3 separate regions of the Homo sapiens genome follow, and all the other regions are linked to region 1. The links are chromatin contacts, found by Hi-C or POLR2A ChIA-PET in ENCODE. All regions are on one chromosome and are shown on one strand. The core of a region is the stretch at or near the end of the contact, and the rest is flanking DNA. Distances in the headings are between cores, read along the strand shown.

Region 1 (4,961 bases), core at 735-3,234:
GTGCGGGCCTGACTCAGGGGGCACTGCCTCCCACCTGCAGCCTGTGACATGTCTGCCTGTTGTCCTGAGAGGCCAGAGGGACTGAACTCCCAAGAGGGAAGTCCAGGTGTGTTAAAGGTTGCTTTAATTTCTCCAGAATCACACGAAACAAAAGCCGTGTGTTCCCTACACACTGCCCGCAGGCCAGGTTGGCTTTTGGCCACCCATCGACACCCTGGGGAGGGGAGAAGACTGGCAGCGGGAGCCTAGCAAGGGGGTTCACCAGACCCAGGAAGAGACCCCGTTCCTTCCTCAGCATTCCTCCTTGTCCCTCAAAGTCTAGCTTAGCGCCAGCAAAGAAGAACTGGCTAGGGGCCCCCCTACTGCACAGCCGATCCCCAGGACCCGGCGCTGCAGCCAGCACGGACAGCTGCCTCCTGCCTCCTGCGTCCTGCCCTCCACCCTCACTCGCCCCTTTCTGTTCTCATCTGACACCAGATTCTCTGCAAGCTGCTGGTGTATGGCCCACCCTCCCCTGTCAGGCCCCTCCTCCTGGTGATAGCCAGCAGGGATGGAGGGCCCACTGTGTGCCTGCCCCAGCCTCAGCACCCTACAGCGCTGGACACACTCACTCCCCGCTCACGGGAGCCCCCAGGCACACAAGTCAGCACCCCATTCTGTGGATCCAGAATCCGCAGCCACCCCTCTGCTATGCCACCCAGCCCCGCGTTCTCCTAGACAGGACAGCTGCCCACCTTCCCCTAGGCCTGGCAGAGGCCTTGGAGGCCAACTTGGAAGGGCGGAGGGAAAGGAAATGGAGGTGCTGCATGCTGCGTGAGCCCCAATGGTGGCCCGTGAAGGCCCACAGGAGGGAGCAGGCAGGCGGGAGGTGGGTAGGGGCCTGAAGGGCAGGGGCCCATGCTAGGGGTGGTGATGAAGACCCTGTCTTGCCCACTCGCCCACTGCCTTGTTGGCCATCATGCTGCCTCCCCACACACCAGGTGCTCCTAGGGCCAGCGCTGTGCCTGTCGGTCCCACCGGGTCCCCAGCACCCAGCACAGGAGAGGCTGGGCGCATGCGGGCAGGTGCGAGGTACTGCAGCGCATTCGCGGACTGACCACTGCATGTGCCTGGCCTCCGGCCACAGCCCGACCCCCTCACTGAGCCAGTTTCATCCTGACAGTACCCTGAGGCTGAAATCATTGTCCCCTCTTTAAAGATACGTAAACCCATGAAAGAAAGCTGGACAGAGCAGGCAGGTGACACAGAGGTGGGTGCAAGGTCCTGAGTCCCTCCACAAAGATACAGCGGGTTCCCCTCCAGACTGCAGACAGGCTCCCGGGCTCCAGAGGCAGGCCCTGACCATCCCGGTGCCACGGGCTCACAGGTTCTGAAGTCAGGGGCACCCAGGCACAGAGAGGAAACAGGCCTGGGCACAAGGCAGGCTCAAGGTCACTTTGCTACTGCAGGAAGTGCAGGACTCTGCCTGGGGCTTTGATCCCAAGCAGGTGCCTTCTCCACTCAGACCCTCGTTCCCTTCTGTCAATGAAGGAGGCCAGATGGCACGCGGGCCCTTCCGGGAAGCGGTGGGGCTCCTCCAGGGGCCGCCCTGCGCCCGCTGAAGCGCCGCCCAGACACACCTCCGGACAGGGAAGTGTGCTGGGGCCTCACCCACGCCGCCCTGGGTCCGGAGCCTTAAAATGTGCGCTCGATGGAGGCCATCCGCGAAGGCCGCCATACAGCAAAGGGAACAGAAAGCGAGAGCCCCGCGGCCGCAGGTCCCAAGACGGGGACTCGAACCGGCGGGGAGGCGCGCAGCTCCCGACTCCCTGCTGCTGCGTCCGACCGCCTCTAGGACCCAGGGGAGCGCCCTGAGCGCGGCACCTCGCTGGCCAATGGGAGAGCGCGACGGCGATACATTTGCATGTGGGCGCGCCGCGGCCAATGGGCGGCGGGCGCGCGGGCGCGCGGGCAGGGGGTGGGGCGCTTCGCGGCGGCGGGCGCAGTCTGAGGATGGCCGCGGCCGCGGCCGGTGGAGCCCCGGGCCCGGCCCCCGGCCCCGCCGGGCCCCCGCCACCCGCCGCGCCGACCTCGGCCGCTCGGGCCCCGCCGCAGGCGCTGCGGAGGCGCGGGGACTCGCGGCGCCGCCAGGCCGCGCTTTTCTTCCTCAACAACATCTCCCTGGACGGGCGGCCCCCGAGCCTGGGCCCGGGCGGAGAGAAGCCCCCGCCGCCGCCCGCCGAGGCCCGCGAACCGCCAGCGCCGCCGCCGCCGGAGCCCCCCACCGGGCTGCCCGCCAGGACCCCCGCGCCCCAGGGCCTGCTCAGCCCCACGCAGGTGCCCACCGGCCTCGGCCTGGATGGGCAGCGCCAGAGGTGAGTGGGGGCCCGGCCAGGTCAGCCCAGGACGCGGGGTACAGGGACGGGGACGGGGGCCGGATCAGCCCAGGACTAGGGGTCAGGATTACTTGGGGCCTCATCAGCCCAGGACAAGGGGGTCAGGTGACCTGGGGCCTTGTCAGCCCTGGACAGAGGCCAGGACAAAGGGGTTGGGTTCACCTGGGGCCTTGTCAGCCCTGGACAGAGGTTCAGGTGACCTGAGCCCCTGTCAACCCAGGACACAGGGGTCAGGGTCAGTCTGGGCCCTCATCAGCCCAGGACACAGGGGTTGGGTTCACCTGGGACCTTGTCAGTCCTGGATACAGAACTGGGGGTTCCTGGGCTGGCTGAGGGTTTCCTCAGGCCCTGTCACCCCCCACACATAGGGTTCATTGTCCCCTGAATTCTCCCAGCCCCTGAATACGGGGTCTGGATCTCCACGTTGTCAGTGCTCTGAAATGGGTTTTAGGGTTCAGCCCTTATTACCCCTGAGACCCCCAGCCCTGTGGGTTCTGGACATGCCCCCACCCCCATCCACTGGTACCAGTGCCCGGGACACAGGGACACATGGACAGCCCTGTGCATCTCTTCGCATTCTTTGAACCGGGCCACACCGTCCATGCCCACCTCCTCAGACCCAGCATGTGGGCCGGGGTCCTCCTGGCACTGTCACTGACACCTGTTCCCAGAGGCCCCTGCACAGCCACATCTCCCATCCCACAGCCACTGGTCTCTGGCACCCCTCCTCTCCCTGTCACTTCCCTGCTGAGCCCCGCCCTTCCCCACATCACTCTCAGCTCGGTATCTTTGGGTCTGTCACACCCTGGGTCTCCACTGCTCCCCCTGCCTTGATTCCATTTCTGGGAACCACCTCAGCCCATCCCAGGGCAACCCCAACCATGAGCCCTGCCTGTCCAGCGTGTGCCCCCTGCCCAGATGGCCCCTGGCTGCCCGACACCCTGTGTCCTTCTCCCAGAGACCACAGGACCTGGGTGACCCTGCCTCCCACAGCCCTCACCTCCAGGAGTGACTGTGGGCTCTGGGCCCAGGACTGGCTGCTTGTTGCGGTTCCTTCTCAAAGGGAGCCACTGTCCACAGGTCCAAGTGCCTGCTGGGCGGCTGTTCCCAGAGGCAGCCCCTGCAGGTGTGCAGCAAAGGGGCCGACACAGAGCTCTTGGGTCAAGGCTGGCACGTGCTCCTTGCTTACCTGGAGGTCATCAGAGTTGCCCCACGCCCCTGGCCTTCGGGCAGGTGGAGGCATTGGGTTCCTCTAAGGTCTTTGGTTGGGGAAGTTTGGGCCCAGAACACAGCACTCTGTCCTCAAAGACTATGACGTCACATGCAGGTTGCGTCACACGCAGGTCGCGGTGCACTCCATCCTTGGAAGTGTTCCTGGCCGTAGCCAGGCTGAGGGTGCCTGCAGACCCAGGCCTGTCCACAAGATGTCCCCCCACGGACATGCCTGGCCGCTGCTCCAGGGAGGGTCAGAGGGATGATTGGGGCAGAGGGATGGATTTGCCCAAATGTGGCAGCCAGGCCCCATGCATTTGGCATGGCCAGCTCCTTCAGGAAGGCGGGAGAGATGGAACAAGGTGGTGACTCTCCAGGGCAGAGCGGCAAGGCCCTAAGGTGTGGACTCCAGGGGAAGCGGGCTCACCCCAACGGGCCGAGCTCCGCAGGTGTGGTGGGCTTTTCCCTAACCCCGGGCCCTGTTGTTTGACATGGAAACAGCTTTCTCCCTCAGTCCTGCATGTTGAGTGTCCAGAACCGGATGGTGACACCAGGCAGACTGGGTGCTGTCATAGGCCCTCCTTCCACAGAGTTCATGCACCCCTGTGTGCACCAGGCCTGGCGTGGAGTGGAGCCCACTTGAGTGGAGGGAGGCAGAGCGTGGCGACGCGCAGGGAAGTGCCTGTGACTGAGAAGGCACCCCCTGCAGGCCCAGAGCCTCCATGGTGACAGTTCTGAGCGCAGCATGCTGCCCACGTGCAGCACATCCCTGCCCTGTGGGATTGTTAGAAGGTGCGCTGTGGCCGGCATCCCTGGGACAGGATGGGACGTGGCATGGGCTGGGTGCCTGCAGTCCTCCTGCCGTACCCACCATGGGCCCAAGCGCCACCACCCCTTGCCTTGCCCAGGGCTGTCTCCTCCCTTCCCTCCTCCTTGGCCCCCATGTCCCTGTTCAGGTCTTTCCTGAACCCCACTCTGTTCCTGGAGGGGGAGGCGTCCCTCCTGGGGCTCTGCTGCCAAGTTCGTGGTGCTGACCTTGTTTCTGAGGGCCATGGCCCCTCCCTGATAGGTAGACCCCAGCGTGAGGACGTCCATTTCACCCTGCGTTCCCTGGGCCTGGCTGCTGATCGAGGGAAGGGTGGCTGCCCCGGCAAAAGGGGCTGCTAGCTCCTGGCTTGAGAGTTCTAGGATGAGTTGGTTTCAGGAAATGGAGAGAATTCTGAAAGTCCTGAAGGCAGCCCTGATGTTGGTCTTGTGAGTGTGGTGGTTTGACCTGGGCTCTGGGAACAGACTTGGCTTGGAATCCCAGCTGCACTGTTCAGTACCTCTGTGACCTTGAGCAGGTGACATGGCCTCTCTGAGCCTCAATCTCCT
Region 2 (4,961 bases), core at 1,161-3,660, 390 kb after region 1:
CTGCGCCGGGCAGCACATGTTCCCCTGTGCTGCTTTGCGCCGTCCCTTATGCCTGCCAAACCCCGAGAGGTGGGAGAGAACACTTGCTTTAGCCAGAACAGGTTAGAAGGAAGATGAGGCTGTGCATCTGTCACAGCACAGCACCCGCTTAGAGAGAAAGCCAGCCTGTGTAAGGAGCGCACGCTGGATTCTGGAGGGGCCCTTTCCACATCTGGGCCATCACCACGTGTGTTCTGTCCACCACTGGTCCCAGCTGGTAGCATGGAGAGGGTTCGAATGTCCTAGTTACAGAGGGAAGTGGGCCTGCAAACCCTCAGGCTTCAGACCACCCCTTTCCACTGCAGGGAAACACCACTTTTGCTCATCTCTTTGGCCCTTTTGGTAGCTTATTCCTTGAGGACCATGCTCCTCTCTGCTGGGGATGAGGCTGCCTGCTGGTGGCTCCGTTTGTGTTTTCTGGGCCTTCCAGAGGGGCTGCCTTTATTCTGCAGCCAGCCCTGACCCTTCCCACCTCTCCATGCTTGGGTGAAGAGTGAGGCCCAGGGCAGCTGACTGACAGCACAGCTGTCCTCTGCGTTTTCCTGGACAGAAACCATCGCAGGCCCACCCACCTCCTGACTGCACAGGTCTCCACGGCGCAGACACTTTCGTGATACCATTATAAATACAGCTGGGAAAGGGAGGGAGGGATTTTCTTAGATTTGTGTCCCCAGGGGTCCATCCTGGGGTGTTCTTGCCCCTCTAAGACCTTGGCGGGCCTGGAGGGCCCGCTCCGCCTCTGATGCTGTCCGCCGCTGGCCGCTGTGTGCCTGAGTTTCGGAGCGCCCTCCCGGGCTTTGGACCTGCCCTGCTCCCCAGGGATGCACTCACTCACAGAGCGGCCACTGCACACAGTGCCTCTCTGTCGCCGTCTGAGGTGCCGGCTGTCTTTTTTTTTCTTTTTTTAAATATTTAAAAATGTAAAACTTTAAGTGAGACTCTGTTTCAAAAAAAAAAGTATAGAACTTTAATCATATGCCTGTTTTGAAGAGCAGAGCTTTCAGTGAGAAACAAACTCTGCTGGCCCACCCACCCCCTTTTAACTGCCTCTCAGAGGGGACCACTTTGGAACGTGTATCCACATGGCCCTGCCTGTACAGCCACCTCCTGAGGTTGCCGAGTGAGTGTCAGCTAGCGACCGTCTGGCTGCCCAGCCGCAGTCCGCAGAGCCCCGGCCCAGCCCACGCAGCCCTGGCCGACTCCGCGTTGGGCGCGCACGGCCCTTGGCTGTGAACACGCTGTTTGAGTCGAGCCAAGTGCTGTGCTGCTTCTGCTCCCTGTGCAGGCAGCTGTGTCTCAGCAGCTAGAAGGGCTGTGGGTTCCCAGGTGCTTACTGCCCTGTGGCCAGCCCCAGCGCCCTGGCCCTCCGGACCCTGTGCCTGGCCATGCCTGTTCCTCCCTTCTGCTTCATCCTTGAGAGTCCCCTTGTTTCCTTGGGGTTCAGTCCCATGTTTCCTGGATCCTGTCTTTTGTTTTCTTCACTTATTCCCTTGTTTAAGTGGCTTCTCCCTTCTTACAGAATATACCTTTTTTGAGACCTAGTGTGTCTGAAATGCCTTTTTTTGCCTCTGAGCCTTGGTGGGTGGTTTGGCCTGGCGTTGAGTTCCAGGTGGAAGGTAATTTCCCGGGGGGTTTCGAAGGTGCTGGCCATCTCTTCCCGTTTCTGTGGAGCTCTCAGGGCTGCTGAGCTCTCCTTCCCCGTACTGTGGCTGGGATCTGTGTTTTTCCCCTGGAAACACGGGGAAGGTCTTTCCTTCCCAGTGGTCTGGCTTCTGTGGTGAGGCTGGTGTGCGCCTCCTTCCTCATGTTCACGCTGGCTCCAGCAACTGCTGTCCTTTCTGTCCTCCTAGAATTTCTGTTGATCACCTGTTGTGTTTTCTGGAATGCTCCTTCACATTTTCTCATCTGTTCTTCCAAGTTTCCACTCTCTTTTTCTATACTGTATTCAGGGGGAATGCCTCGGTGCTGTCGTCTGGTCATCCCAGGAATTTTTAATTTGACTGTCGTATTGGATAATCTTTGTGATTTTGAAGAGGGTTTCTTGCTTATTTTGATCAGTTCACTGCTTTGGTGTCTGGGTTGATGCTGGGCCTTCCTCAGGTGGCTGGTGGTCCCTGGCTGTTTGCCCATCTGGTGGAGGGGCTGGTATTGAGCTGCGACATGACGGTGAGATGGGACAGAAGTCCTAACAAAGCTTCCCATTACCAGACACCCAGAAAGGCTGGGGAAGTTGGATAAATGTTCTTTTAAATGAAGAGTTTAGCGTTCTAGAAGATAAGGAAAACCAGCAGGGCTCAGACGTGGAGCTGGACAGCAGCTGAGGGTTGGGACCTTGTGTCCCCGTGGGCTGGCAGGGGCGACTGTTCAGCGCCTGGCTCCGTGCCCCTGATGCTTGTGCCAGAGAGTCCTGTAGCCTCAGGAGGAGAGCTGGGGCTGAGAGCCCCTCAGGACCAGAAAGAGCCCCCCCACCGGCAGAGGGCACAGCGGTGCCTGCAGCCTGTCCTGTGCGTTGGGAGGGAGGAAATGCCCCTCTGAGAATCCACAGGGGCCTGTCGTCCTGGGCTGGGGCTGGGGCTGGTGCCATGCTCCGGAGTGACTTGCATAGCAGGATGGTCACAGCCCTGGGTTTGGCAGAGGTGAACATGGACCCCTGTGGAGGGATGTGTCCTGACCTGGGCTACACAGGAGAGCCACAGACAGAGCCAAGCCAGGGCGGGTGGTGCAGGGCCAAGAGGTAGCCGGGGCTGGGCCTCAGGAGGCCAGGGCGGAGTCCACAGCCCCAGGCCCAGGGCCGGGGTTTGTGCTGAGAGTGCGGGGCGGCCTGCGGCACCCGGCAAAGGCATTTCCCCCACAGGTGGGGGTTCCCAGGGTGCAGGTGCCCGTGTGGTTGTGGCACAGCTTCGCATGCTCTACATTTTGGCTTCAAGTACAGTAAAAGTGTTACCTACAAAAGGAATCAGGAAAACTGTTGTGTGGGGTAAGAACCCTGGTGTTTCTCCTCAGGGAGGGTGGGATTCACTCACACTGTGGGAATCGGTGGCGGCATGCTGAGCTGGGGACGTGGGTCCCTGGAAGGCTCTGGGGGAGGCACTGGTCACCACTGGTCACCACTGGCCACTGGCCAGGCTTTGGAGGAGTGCACGCTGCTCCTTCCCCAGGGAGGCGTCTCGTGGCCACTGCTGGCTCTGCATTGCCCGCCTCAAGCAGTGTGGCCTTGAACCGCTGGGAGAGTGGAGAGTTTCACACTGTTTCAGTTTCAAAACCTACATTTTCACCATAATGAAAAATAGAAAATAGCTTAAATCTTCACCAGAAGGAAATTATAAACACAATTTGGATGAAATAGTATGTAGCCACGGACAGTTACGTTTCTGAAGAATGTTTACTGCCATGGGAAGTGCGCCCGGGGAGCGGGCAGGGAACGGGGGAGCTGGCAGGGAACTCGGGCGGGTGGCCTCCGTGGTCCTTACGGCTTCCAAGTGCACGGTGCACACTGAGTGGCACCTGAGCTGTGCCAGCCAGGAGAGGGGCTTCAGGAGGTTTCCATTGTTCTTGTACTTCTCTGCACTTATTAAACTTTCTGTGAAGAACACTTCTTTCTGTGGTAAGGAAGATATTAGGACAATTGGAAGCCCCAGTGCGGTTCTGTTAGCTGGACCCTGACCCATTGTGGTGGTTGTATGTGCACATTGGCTGGTGTGGGGTTTTGGCTGTGCCATGAAGGAGTCTCCAGGAAGGTGGGGTGGGGCAGAGAGAGGGGCTGTGAGCTGGGGAGGTTGCGGGGGAGGCGGCGGTGGCCACAGTGGCCCGGTCAGGAGGCAGGGTCCCAGGCCCCAGCTTCCTGACCTTAACTGTTAATGACCTTCAGGGCTATGCCCCATCCCGTCACCACCTGGAATTGCCCATCTTGGTTGGACGAGGATGCTGAGGGTCTTTGGGACGGATGTCGTGTTTCTTGTTGCAGGTTTGACTGCTTCCTCCCTGACTCGAGGGCTGGGTGCGTGGAGCCGGTTGTGCCTCTGTATCCGAGAGCCCTGCTCCCTGTCATCCTTGGCTCCTCTCTGCATTCCTCACAAAGACCTGGGTGGGGACACGGCCAGTGTCCCACGTGGCTCTCTCTGGGGAGCTCTCAGACAGAACCCTCCGCCCTGGCCTTGGGGTCCCATCTGTGGGGCGGGGTGGGGGCCACACCTGCCACGTGTACCCTGCTGCAAGTGCAGAGAGAGGAGTAGAGGCAGGAGGGGCGGCTGCCTTTCGTAGGTCAGGTGCCGCCCGTAACCACGGTTGATTACTCTTAAATTAGTTATGTCTTGAGACGGAGTTGCACTTCTTTGCCTTGGCGTGAATAGATGCTGCTGGATTATTTGTCCGTAAACAGAGCTCACAGGACCCAGAACTGTGAGAACCTCTCGGAAACATGGCGTGGATGCAGCCGTTGGTGTTCTGAGTGTCCTCAGATCATCACACAGTGTCTGACTTTGCTTTTTGGTACAGTCAGGCTGTGATACAATAACCAGGGAGGCGGACAAGAAAGTCCCCAGTGACAGCGCCTCTTATGTGCTGTTTGTTGGAAGCAAACCTCAGTTCGGCTTAGGAGACGTGGCCACTCGCGCTTGGTTCACAGATATTTTCAATGCCTCGAGAAGCTACGTTGTACCTGCCTGAAGTCACATGGTCACTTCTTGTGGGACGTTTGATTCCTTCTCCAACTTTCCTGACCACAAGGGACACTGGGCCCGACCACAGGGCACATTTTCACAGTGACCCATGGCTGTTTCCCTACACTTCTGTGATGTCCAGAATGCCACTTTTATTTTGTTAGAATTTTAACCACATTGCTATTTTGTTAATACTTTTTTTTTTGAACGTATTCCTTTAAATATATCTGGATACTTTTTTTTTTCTTTTTTTTTGAGGTGGAC
Region 3 (4,961 bases), core at 1,136-3,635, 260 kb before region 1:
TGGCCACACTGGTCCTGCCACAGCAGACAGGCCTTGTCGATCACCCAGCCGAAGGCGATGGGCCCCGGGATGCCCCCTGCGGAGAGAAGCCCACTCAGCACCCACACTCCTGGTGGGTAGGGGCTAGGCAGGGGGCAGGCAGCCAAGAGGCCTGGAATGATGGGCTCTGGGAAGGTGATACTGGCCGTTGGAGTTCTCAGGGGGTGCAAAGAGGGCTTAAACGTTCCTTTCTTTGGGCATTCGGCATTGGGGCTGCGAGTTTCCCATGATCTCCCAGGGAAAGCCTTTGGGCAAATAAATGACGATGGGCCCCTCTAGTGGACAGTTAGGGAATGGACCCCTTCCCAGGCGGGAACAGCCTCCTGCTGGGAAGCACATCCCCTTGGTGGTTAGACACTTGCCCATGCCCTTGTGCAGTGAGCACACTGTGCAACTGACCATGGCTTCCTCACACTGCACAGTACCTAGTATTCTAACTACAATCCACTGGATTCCCAGGGCAAAGGATCTCTGAGGGTCACGGACACATCTGCAATAGAAAACCACAGCGTCAGCACCCACAGAAGTGGGGTTGCATGCCAAGTCACCCCCTAGGCCAGTGGCCTCCTGGACCAGTCCCCAGCCACATCATCACCCCCCCCCAAGTGGGAAGCCCCTCGTCAGAGATCAGAGACAGTGAGGTCTCTCCTGCCACCAGTGACAGACAGGCCCGCTTAGACCTGGGTGTTTCCTGGAGTGCTCCTGTCTCAGGATCTGCAGAGCTCCGCCTCAGGGTGCTGCAAGGAAAGCTCTGGACAAGCGCACACCCGACCCCAGCTTACCGTAGAGTTGCCGTTAGTGCAGGAATGCTGCTGAGGAATGTAAAGAAAATTACAACGAATATGAAAACCAGAAGGAGGGGCTTTCTCTGACAAGTTGAAGTGCATTTCCCTGCAGTGGCATGGCCAAAACCAGAGGAAAGATTCTGAGGGATACAGCTACAGTCTCGGTACACCTGGGAAGCCCAACAATAGCTCCGATTACAAGGGGAAGGCACGGGGGCCCCTTCCCAGGGTCCAGGGGAGGACAGGGGCGGTAGGCAGCGGCTCCACTCACCTTCTGGCCGTCCACATTCGTCTCCGTGGCTGCAGGGCACCCTGCGTGGCACAGTGAGAAGTACATGAGGCCGTCCGAGCCGCACACAGGGCTGTAGTGTTCTGGCTGGCAGCTGCAGGCAGCGTTGCAGGGAGCCGTTAGGTTCAGGTGGCCTTCGGGCAGGAGGCTGCAGAGGGGGGACAAGCGAGTGGTAGGGTCCAGGCCAGAGCCATGCTGGCGCCCAGCAGGCACAGGGTCAGCCATGGGGCTCGTCCCCATGCAGCCTGCATTTCGGGTCTACAAACTTGCCAAGCTTGCACCGCCCCCAGCACGCTGGGCACTCACACTGGGCACTGCCTTCTGGTGATAGAATGGTTTTTCCTCCTCACGCAAGGAAGGCACACCCATGCCCCCCAGCACCGTCCGCCTGATGCACAGCCCCTTTCCCTAGTTCATTTGTTTTTGGACAGGCAACACATTCATATGGATCAAATACAAACATTAGGAAAGAAAAAGCGCCAAGTACACAAAGGCAGCCTCGTGGCCCCAGCCCCACCCCAGTCCTCGGTTCTCCAGCCACAGGCCGGCTGTGCATTTGCAGGGGTCGTCTGCACGTACACGCCCCTCGGCAGTCACAAACATCTGCACTTCTCACTTGAATCAGAGCACACTGCGCCCATTGTCCAACTCCTTCCTTTTTCCCACTTCACAGTATGTCTTGGCAGTGGCCCAGGATGAGCTTCCTCCACTCCTTTGTGGGCAGGGCCTCTGTTGTGAGGACAGCGTAGTGACCCCGTCCACCCTGATGACTCTTAGGTTCCGATAATGCCACAACGGCTGCTTTGTGCTTCTCGGCCTTGCACGGCACCTGCAGGTGCACTCCCGGGGCCCGCAGGGCAGGGCCGAGGTGCAGGCTACCTACGTGTATTTTGGATATTCCCTAATTGCCACCTGACCAGCAGGTGTCCCTCCCACTCCCAGCACATGGCAACTCCAGGAGCACATCCTGGGACACTTTTTATGTCACCGAGAGACCAGCCTCAAGGACCCCGAACACTAGGGCTGTTGTTCCATTTGACACAGCTACAGAGCAGAGTGCTGAGGCCCAGAGAGGCATATGACTGCCCGGGGGCACAGCCGGGACCCAAGCGCAGGCACTGCTGGGGGCTGGCATGGTGCCTTTTCACGTGGATGCTGCCGGGTGCCCTGCTGAGCGGGTGTTGCCCTTGCCGCTGTCCTGTGACGTAGCCCTTTTCAAAACCACCTCTCCCAAGTGCTGCACCACTCCTCCTCCATGCCCAGGGACCGCGGGTGCTTGGGGCCCCGACGCGTACCCAGGTGCCATCTGGCCCTCACCTCCCGCCGTAGCTGGCTGTGACGCCCGCCATGGGCACACTGGGGCAGTGCAGTGAGAAGACGAGGATGCCCAGCAGGCTGACAACGGTGCAGAACAGGCAGAACTTGATGACCGCGGAGCCCCGGAGCCTGAGCTTGTTCACAAAGAAGCCGCCCAGGAAGGTGCCGCCACCACCCGCTGGCACCACCAGGTACCCTGGGGAGAGGGAGGGATTCAGCCAGGGACTCAGGCAGGGGGCCGTGGTGGGAGAGGGTGGTGGATCAGCCGGGTCCACTTTACAGGTGGGGAAACTGAGGCATAGAGGGATCAATTCCTGCCTGCATGGCAGCACTCAACACCACACCTGAGTGCTTAGCTGTTGCGCTGATAGAGCCCTAGGAGGGACCTCTGTCCAGAGCCCACAGCGGGGATGCCTCAGAGGGGAAGGGGAAGGGGAAGGGGAAGGGGAAGGGGGAGCGGGGGGGCGGGGCGGGGCGGGGGGAGGAGGAGAGCCCAGAGTGCTCCAAGGTCAGCGGCCCCTGCCCCAGTGGGAAGCCAATGACTCCTCCACTGACCCCCCTCCAGGGCAGCCACACCCCCTCCTCCCCCAGGGGCCTCTGCCGAGTCCCTGCAGGCTGTGACAAGGACATTTGTCGAAGCCTGAGTGGCCACCAACAGTAAAAAATTGCGATTAGCTGGCATCTAGCTTCTGGGCTGACAAGTGAGGAGGGCACAGGTGAGGGGACAGGTGGAGAGGGGACAGGTTTGGGGGGACAGGTGGGGAGGGGACAGATTTGGGGGGACAGGTGGGGAGGCTCTCCAAGGGGCAGTAGAGCTGACCTCTGGGGGGCTGTTGAGTGTGGGAATGTGGGCTTGTGAGGTCAGCCCAGAGGGGCCAGGCCAGGATGGGCCTGTGGGGGAGGGAGGGGAGCCCTCATCTGATGCCCTCTTCCTGTCCAGATAGTGGACCCTGGAAGGGTAGAGCGCGGTAGATTGGCGGTGGTGGCCCACATGCCTGGCACCTCTGCCATGGCCCAGGGTACTCTGTGAACGCTGGCAGGAGGAGCAGCTCTGAGGAGGGGTCCCCACTTTCTGCAGACCTGCCCAGCCTGGGAAGGCCAGCCTGCCTCTGGCACCGAGAAACCCCCAGCTGCACTGTTCCAGGAGGTCCTGAGGCACCAGTGCCTGGCTCATGGAACAGCCAGGTCCAAACCCTTCCTGCACCAAGTCACAGAAGCCAAGACTAGGTGGCTAGGGGGTGGAGCCCACCGTGGACCCTTCCACCTACGGAGCATGTCCCACAAAGAGGGCAGGACCACCACTCTCCCGGCCTGTGGACAGAGTCGCTCAGCCCCCGTGGCGCTCTCCACACCTGCTCTGGCAGCGGGGGTGGGAGGGCACTCACTGCCATGTGCCCTGTCTGGGTCTTTCTAGAAGATGCCCTTGAAGACTCTGTTTCTGAGAACTGACATAAAAGCAGAGGACCCCCAAGATTCAGTTTTCTCACCAAACAAGGTGGCAGCTTCTGAGGCACTCAGGCTGAACTGGGACTCCAAGAACTTGGGGCTGAACGTGGACATGCCGGTGATGAGAGTGGCCTCGGTGGCCCCGGCCAGGCAGAGCAGGATGAACGTGGGGTTCTTCAGCAGGAGCCAGATGGAGCTGGGCAGAGGTGGGGGTGTGGAGAAGAGACTGAGGGTCAGAGTGGTGGGCAGAGGTCGGGGTGTGGAGAAGAGACTGAGGGTCAGAGTGGTGGGCAGAGGTCGGGGTGTGGAGAAGAGACTGAGGGTCAGAGTGGGCCAGACCCAGGGTGGGAGGAACCTGCTGTTCCTGAGGCTGTCAGCTCCCCGGTCTGATTACAAAGGGCCCCTGTTCCGACAGGGAGTAGAGTGGGGTGCAGGCAGGTGGGGGACACCCACACTTATTCCAGAGAAACCCAGGGGGCGCCAGGCTGAGCCTATGCCTGTGGCCCACTTGTCCTGAAAGCTGCAGTCCCTGATTAGGGAAAAACCTTATCAGTGCCTTGGCCAGAGCTTCAGCTCAGGTGGGGAGAGACCCCAAGTGACCCAGGACCCTGTTCCGTCACTGGCCAGCAGCAGGGCCTGAAAAAGGGAACTGGCTGGGGCAGGCAGAGGCCACCAAGTCCAGGACCGGACAGGCCCTGGGATAGGGGAATGGAATCACGGGAATGGGGACTGTGGCCAGTCCCCAACCGCCAGCCCCTGGGAGAAGTGGGGCAGGAAGCCACTGGGATTCGAACCCTCCATGCAAGAAGCCCCTGGGTAGACGGACCTGGCTAGCTTGGTTTGCACTTGGGGGCCAGTGGCCCTGGGGGTGGTGAGGCCTCAACTGGGGCGAGTCCTTGGTGCATGGGCCTGGAGCCCTGGGGGGAACTGTGGGAACTCTGAGCCGTCTGGCCCTGAGGGCTCAGCCTCAGCCTCCACATCTGCCTGTTGCGGTCCTGGCTGTGGGGTCTCAGGATAAGGACATAGCCCCCTGGAAGCTGGGAAGGCCCCACATCAGGCCTTGCAGTTTCTAACCCAGGAGGTGG

The links. A loop is a pair of places that touch in the nucleus more often than their neighbours do. ChIA-PET counts read pairs that join two places held with the same protein, here RNA polymerase II (POLR2A). Pooled maps may share reads with other maps.
Region 2: a loop to region 1 is called in a map of ovary, with 3 times the contacts of the local background. The contact joins the enhancer-like site here to the promoter of CABLES2 in region 1. A Hi-C loop is called at or near these places in 10 of 168 maps with a recorded cell type or tissue (PC-9, dorsolateral prefrontal cortex, heart left ventricle and 3 more) and 12 of 50 pooled maps.
Region 3: a loop to region 1 is called in a pooled map, with 3 times the contacts of the local background. The contact joins the promoter of SLCO4A1-AS1 here to the promoter of CABLES2 in region 1. A Hi-C loop is called at or near these places in 5 of 37 single-sample maps with no recorded cell type and 8 of 50 pooled maps. POLR2A ChIA-PET finds 5 or more read pairs at or near these places in 3 of 52 experiments (HEK293T, HepG2 and MCF 10A).

The regions. Positions count from the first base shown.
Region 1 is chr20:62,404,308-62,409,268 of GRCh38, reverse strand. It overlaps CABLES2 (Cdk5 and Abl enzyme substrate 2), which reads left to right and starts at 1,984. Exons shown (of 10, transcript NM_031215.3): 1 at 1,984-2,354. The coding sequence starts at 1,993. It overlaps LOC105372709 (a long non-coding RNA gene), which reads left to right and starts at 2,375. Exons shown (of 2, transcript XR_936967.3): 1 at 2,375-4,379. RefSeq lists a silencer at 1,818-2,067.
Region 2 is chr20:62,017,825-62,022,785 of GRCh38, reverse strand. The region is part of intron 1 of TAF4 (TATA-box binding protein associated factor 4); the gene reads left to right. Among named protein-coding and RNA genes, the nearest start is that of MIR3195, 44 kb to the left of the region's middle. RefSeq lists enhancers at 1-365, 366-1,145. Within about 2 kb of position 2,410, at least 8 of the 41 ENCODE cell types and tissues checked have a DNase peak (open chromatin) inside an H3K27ac peak, as active enhancers do; they include ovary, where a contact is called at or near this core.
Region 3 is chr20:62,664,045-62,669,005 of GRCh38, reverse strand. It overlaps SLCO4A1-AS1 (SLCO4A1 antisense RNA 1), which reads left to right and starts at 2,385. Exons shown (of 4, transcript NR_024470.1): 1 at 2,385-2,621; 2 at 2,996-3,146; 3 at 3,509-4,082. SLCO4A1 (solute carrier organic anion transporter family member 4A1) reads right to left here. Exons shown (of 12, transcript NM_016354.4): 6 at 3,918-4,072; 7 at 2,431-2,626; 8 at 1,096-1,261; 9 at 822-994; 10 at 465-529; 11 at 1-76.